Linked DNA regions of Homo sapiens: region 1 is linked to region 2. Evidence: read pairs that join two places in POLR2A ChIA-PET (ENCODE). Cell type or tissue: Panc1. All regions are shown on one strand. Links, peaks and the distances in the headings refer to the core of each region. The heading gives the core; the rest is flanking DNA.

Region 1 (2,906 bases), core at 121-2,620, 66 kb after region 2:
TTACTCTGTCATCTAGGCTGGAGTGTAGTGGCATGATCATAGCTCACTGCAACCTCAAACTCCTGAGCTCAAGGTATCCTCTGTCTCAGCCTCCCAAGTAGCTGAGACTACAGGAATGTGCCACCAAGCTGGCTATTTATTTTATTTTCTGTAGAACCAAAAAAGGTCTCACTATGTTCCCTAGGCTGGTCTCGAACTCGTGGCCTCAAGCAATCCTCCCACCTCAGCCTCCCAAGCACTGGGATTACAGGTATGCTCCACCTTGCCTGGCTGAAAGGCAACTTTTGAATTAAGACATGAAGGAAATGAGAGCTAGCCATGTAGATATCTTGGAGAAGAACATTCTAGGCAAAGAGAATAGCAAGTACCAAAGACTTAAAGCACTTTTTGACATGTTTAAGGAACAGCAAGGAGCCCTATGAGGCTACAGTGAAGAGAAGGAGGAGAAGAGTGATAAGATTTTTTTTTTTTTTTTTTTTTGAGCCAGAGTCTCGCTCTGTCGCCAGGCTGGAGTGCAGTAGCGAGATCTCAGCTCACTGCAACCTCCGCCTCACGGGTTCAAGTGGTTCTTGTGCCTCAGCCTCTTGAGTAGCTGGGACTACGGGCACATACCACCATGCCCAGCTAGTTTTTGTATTTTTGGTAGAGATGGGATTTTGCCATGTTGGCCAGGCTGGTCTCGAATTCCTGACCTCAAGTGATCCGCCCGCCTCAGCCTCCCAAATTCCTGGAATTACAGGTGTGTGCCACCATGCCAGCTAATTTTTGTATTTTTATTAGAGGCAGGGTTTTGCCATGTTGGACAGGCTGATCTCAAACTCCTGACCTCAAGTGATCTGCCCACCTTGGCCTCCCAAAATGCTGGGATTATAGGCGTGAACCACCACACCCAGCCAGAAGAGTGATAGGATTTTGAGGTCACAAACCTAATATGGAGACCAAAGTAGAATCGTGTGGTCCATATTAAGGATTTTGGTCTTTATTATGAGATAGAGACCCACTGAAGAGTGCTAAGGGACATGGTTTGGCATATGCTGTATCAGGATCATTCTGGTTGCTGTGTCAAGAACAAAATGACCGGGCACAGTGGTTCACGCCTGTAATCCCAGCACTTTGGGAGGCCGAGGTGGGCGGATCACCTGAGGTCGGGAGTTCGAGACTAGCCTGACCAACATGGAGAAACCCCATCTCTAGTAAAAATACAAAAATTAGCCGGGCATGGGTGGTGCATGCCTGTAATCCCAGCTACTTGGGAGGCTGAGGCAGGAGGATCGCTTGAACCTGAGAGGCGGAGGTTGCAGTGAGCCAAGATCGTGCCATTGCACTCCAGCCTGGGCAACAAGAGTGAGACTCCATCTCAGAAAAAAAAAAAAAAAAGAACAATGCTGGAGAGAAAGCCAGCTAGGAAGTTACACTAATCCATGTGAGAGATGATGGTGACCTGCCCAGCATTGGGAAGTAGGAAGGCATGGGAAGTGCTTGAATGCTGAGTGTGTTTTGCAGGCAGAGCTGACAGAATTTTCTGACTGACCAATGGGGTGTGAGAAGTGAGAGGCCAAGGAGGACACCCAGTATTTTGAGCAACTGGAAGAACAGAGTTGCCATTAACTTCTTGTTGACTAGAATTTAATCACATGGCATAGGAGGCAGAATTCTAAGAATTCTTCCTATGATCCTTGCCTTGGCATAATCCCTTTCTTCCTTTTTGAGGATAGGTAGAAATCAACATGATCTCACTCCTGAGATTATGTTCTGTTATAAAGCAAAAGGATTATCCAGGTGGGTGTAATCTAATCACAAGCCCTTGAAAATCAGTTTTTCTGGCTGCTGGGCAGAAGGGGAAGACAGAGAGTGTATTAATCAGGGTTCTCCAGAGAGGCAGAACCAATAGAAAGGATGGATGAATAGATAGATAGATTAGATAGATAGATAGATAGATAGATAGATAGATAGATAAAGGGGGTATTTTTTAAAAAAGAGATGGAGTCTCACTAGGATGCCCAGGCTGTTCTTGAACTCCTGAGCTCAACTGATTCTCCTGTGTCCACCTCCCAAAGTGCTGAGATTACAGGCATGAGCCACCACACCCAGCCAGAAAGTATTTTTTAATTAAGGTGTGTACTATGTTTTTTTTAGGCATAATGAATGCTATTGCACATGTAATAGATTACAGTATAGTGTAAACATAACTTTTACATGCACTGGGAAACAAAAAAATGTGAGCCAGTGCACCTGGCTGAGAGGGGATTTATTAGAGGAATTGGCTCATGTGATTATGGTAGGCAAAAAGTCCCACAATGAGCCATATGCAAGCTGGAGACCCTGGGATGCTGGTAGCATGGCTCAATCCAAGTCTGAAGGCCTCAGAACCAGGGAGGCCAAGGGTGTAACTCTCAGGCCGAGCCCAGAGGCCTGAGAACTCAGGGAGGGGAGCCACTGATGTAAGTCCTGGAATCCAAAGGCCGAGAAGTCTGGAGTTATTGTCCAAGGACGGGAGAGGAAGAGTGTATCCCAGCTCCAGCAGGTAGATCAGCACATTCATTTTTGCCCTGGTTTTTCTTCTCTCCAAGCCCCCAGCAGATTGAATGGTGCCCACCCACATTGCAGGCAGATCTTTCCCACCTAGTCCACTGAGACTCACACACTAATCTCCTCTGGAAACACCTTCACAGAGACACTCAAAAGAATGCTTTAGTAGGTTTCTACGTTTTCCTTAATCCAGTTAAGTTGACACCTAAAATTAACCATCAGAGAGAGATTCCAAGCATAAGAAAGGCACTGCACCAAGGCTGCCTTGAAGATGTAGGGGACTGGCCAGGTGCAGTGGCTCACACCTGTAATCTCAACACTTTGGAAGGTCAAGGAGGGCAGATCACTTGAGGTCAGGAGTTCGAGACCATCCTGGC
Region 2 (2,906 bases), core at 256-2,755:
GGGAGGTTCTCTGCTGCCCTAAGCCAAAGCAAGCAGCGCCCCCCAACCCCGGGCCTTTCAGCAGGCAGCAGGGCCTTCAAGCACCCCCCTTGGAGTCCAGGTTCCCAGGAATCACAATGCTCAGAACCCCTTCTCCTCCTTCAGGAATCCCTCTCCAACCTCTCCTGGCCCATCCCCAGCCCCTTAGTGAGCACTAGACTAGAGGAGGAAAGGAATCTCAACATCTACTCCGTCCCATTTCACAGATGGGAAAACAGAGGCCAAGGGAGGGGCAGCCCAAGGGCACACGGAAGCAGGTCAGTAGCAGACCCTGAACCAGAGCCTGCACTCCTGCCTACCAAGCTGGACTCTATTCCATGGCCCACTCTGGCCTGGTTTCACCCATGAGGATGCTAGCTCTCCGGGGGGTGAAGATCGGCTCTTCCTCCCCAGCAACTCTGGGACAGGGGAACCTTCACAGAGCACAGCCTGGGACTTTCAGCAGAAGGGCTGACCGGGAAAATTTTCCCCAAAAAAGAAACTGACTGCAGCCACTGCCTCTGGGGAGGTGTCTCATCTCCAGTGACACTGCTGAGGTTGTCCTGGTTGCAGGAGTAAATTATAGGGATGGGATGGCCTGTGGTTGTGCCCCCAGCAATCAGCCACACCCAGCATCTTCCCACCTCTGACCAGCCTGGGCCTCACCTAGGAACTGGGTCTGACCACTGTTTTTTCAGCTGCAGGAAACTCTGGGGCAGCCAGCTTGGCAGTGACACCCAAGCTCCAGCTCTGACCAAAAAGAACTACCATTTCCTCAACTCTGCCCCCGATCCCTCTTATTCCCATTGGAGCCATCCCTATTGATTCTGCATTTAACAGGGGCAAGGAGCAGCTGGACCACACACTGTGCCACCACACCTTCATTCTTTAAGAAACATCCCTTCATGGCCAGGTCACCCCCGGAAGTGAGCATTCTTCACCTCTTCTGTGGCCTGGCGCACTGTGCAGAGAAGAATGCTGAGGTACCCTGGGAGACATGCCAAGGTCACACCAGCAGGCAGGACACATTAGCTTGTCCCAGGCTGCAGTATCAGTTCTCAGCAGCATGGCAGGCTACAGAGAGAAGTGCTGAGCTCACTGTCCTTGGGTGGTGTGGCTCTCCTGGTGCACATCACAAACAGCCCAACTGAACAGCTCCGGGGATATCAGCCCTCCCTGGCCCCCAAGCCTCCCTCCCTGTAGGCCCGAGATGTGCAGAGCAAGGGCTGAGAGGTACTGGCACTTCGGTGGGAGGGAGGGAGAGCTGGCAGGTCTTGGGTGCTGCCCTGCTCCCCCTCCCTTCCTGGGATAAAATTAGAGTGCTGGGGTCACAGACACAGTCTTCCTGACTCAGCTCCCGTAACTCCCCTTCCACCCGCAGCCCAAACTGCAGCCACCATCCTCTGTGGCCCAGCCAGAGATCCAGACAGTCTGCCGCCCCAACTCCCCTCCTGCTCCCCTCCCATCCACCGATAGCCAGACTGGCAGCCAGGAAAAGGTGCGTGTCTGCATCTAGAGATGCTGGGCTAGGACCTGAGATCCATAGTCCCTGGGAGTCAAAGCAGAAAAGTTCTAGCCGTCAGACTGTGCTAGCCACCTTCATCAGTCACCTTAGCCCCACTCCTGCACCAAGGCCACAGGCCCAGGTCTCCGAGGGGGCCGGCAAGGCCAATGTACAACTACTCAAGGGAAAAGAGGCACCAGACAGGACTCTGGGTGGGGGCACCCTGGTCTAGGAATTGCAGGGCTGTTGAAGAGAAGAGGAAAACAGTCCTGCCCTGGGGAGTCGAGCCTGATGGCAGAGACATGACTGGGTCCTGGAGAGCAAGGTCTGAGGGGGAGGTCTGGCCCTACCCTGGGAATACATCTGAGGGGTCAGACAGCCACACCACAGAAAACTTCCACAGCTCTCCAGCAAAACTGTCTTAGCATGGACCCCAGGGCTGCCCACAAAGTATCTGCTGAAGACATGAAGGGAGGGTGAGGGCTGCTGGCCCCTGGGTAGGAGCTGCAGCACTAGGGCCCGGACAATCCCATGCGGATCTGCAAGCCTGAGCCCAGTTCCCTTCAAACCCTAGCCACAATGGCTAGGGTGGAGGAAGCAGGGACTGTTCGTCCCATTTTGCAGGAAAACGAACAGGAGCCCAGGACCACGGCCTCCCATGACCCCCAGGTTCCTGGCCCTCCCACCTCTGTTCTTGGTGATGCGTATGGACTAGAGGGAATGACACCAGCTCAGCCCCAGGACAAGGCCTTGGCCCATTCTCCACCCCAGCCCCAGCCTGGGCTCCCGCACCGCCTGAGGCCCTCAAAAGGCCTGATTGTGCCCGGGAAGTGTCGAGCAGCAGCAGCTCGATGAATACATGAAAGGAAGCTTTGTTCAGGTTGGCAGGAGCGGGGGCTGGGGGCTAAGGGGCAGGAGGGCTGCCTGGAAGTGAAGGCAGCACCAAGCCATCAGGGCCAGGCCTCGAGTCTCTGCCCAGGCAGGGGCTGAGCAAGGCCAGGGGCTACCCCTAAAAAGGCCAGGCCAAGGGAGTATGTATCATATCCCTGAACATTTTCTTTGTGATGCTTTATGAACCCAAACGGAGAGGTGAGGTAGATAAAAGCTGGATGGGCCCTGAACAGGCCGGGAGGGAAAGCCAGGCAGAGGACGCAACCTGAGCAAAGGTGGGGAAGGTGGCTGTATGGAGGACAGAGGCCATGCGCTGCAGCCTGGCAGAGTCCTAATGAGAAGAATCGGGAAGGTGAGCTGAGGCCCACGTGTGATGGGGGAGGGAAGATGCAGCCTGTCCAAGGACACACTGACCCACTGCCCACCACTCTCCCCTGCTGCCTGAACCTACGAGCAGGGCCAGGAGTGGAAAATGCCTCCCCATCCTCTGGCG

Evidence for each region. Peaks named below come from ENCODE experiments on the same cell type or tissue, not always from the same donor. Only the 100,000 strongest peaks of a DNase experiment are listed, where the experiment ranks them.
Region 1: POLR2A ChIA-PET joins it to region 2 with 8 read pairs; 8 of 35 experiments call an interaction of 5 or more read pairs at or near these places.

What each region holds. Positions count from the first base shown.
Region 1 is chr15:74,485,470-74,488,375 of GRCh38, forward strand. The region is part of intron 1 of LOC101929333 (a long non-coding RNA gene); the gene reads right to left. Among named protein-coding and RNA genes, the nearest start is that of UBL7-DT, 26 kb to the left of the region's middle. In Panc1, for the core only: no CTCF peak of the experiment used is centred there; no DNase peak of the experiment used is centred there.
Region 2 is chr15:74,419,342-74,422,247 of GRCh38, forward strand. The region is part of intron 1 of SEMA7A (semaphorin 7A (JohnMiltonHagen blood group)); the gene reads right to left. Among named protein-coding and RNA genes, the nearest start is that of MIR6881, 9.4 kb to the left of the region's middle. RefSeq lists an enhancer at 2,252-2,883. In Panc1, for the core only: no CTCF peak of the experiment used is centred there; no DNase peak of the experiment used is centred there; H3K27ac peaks cover 1,076 bases.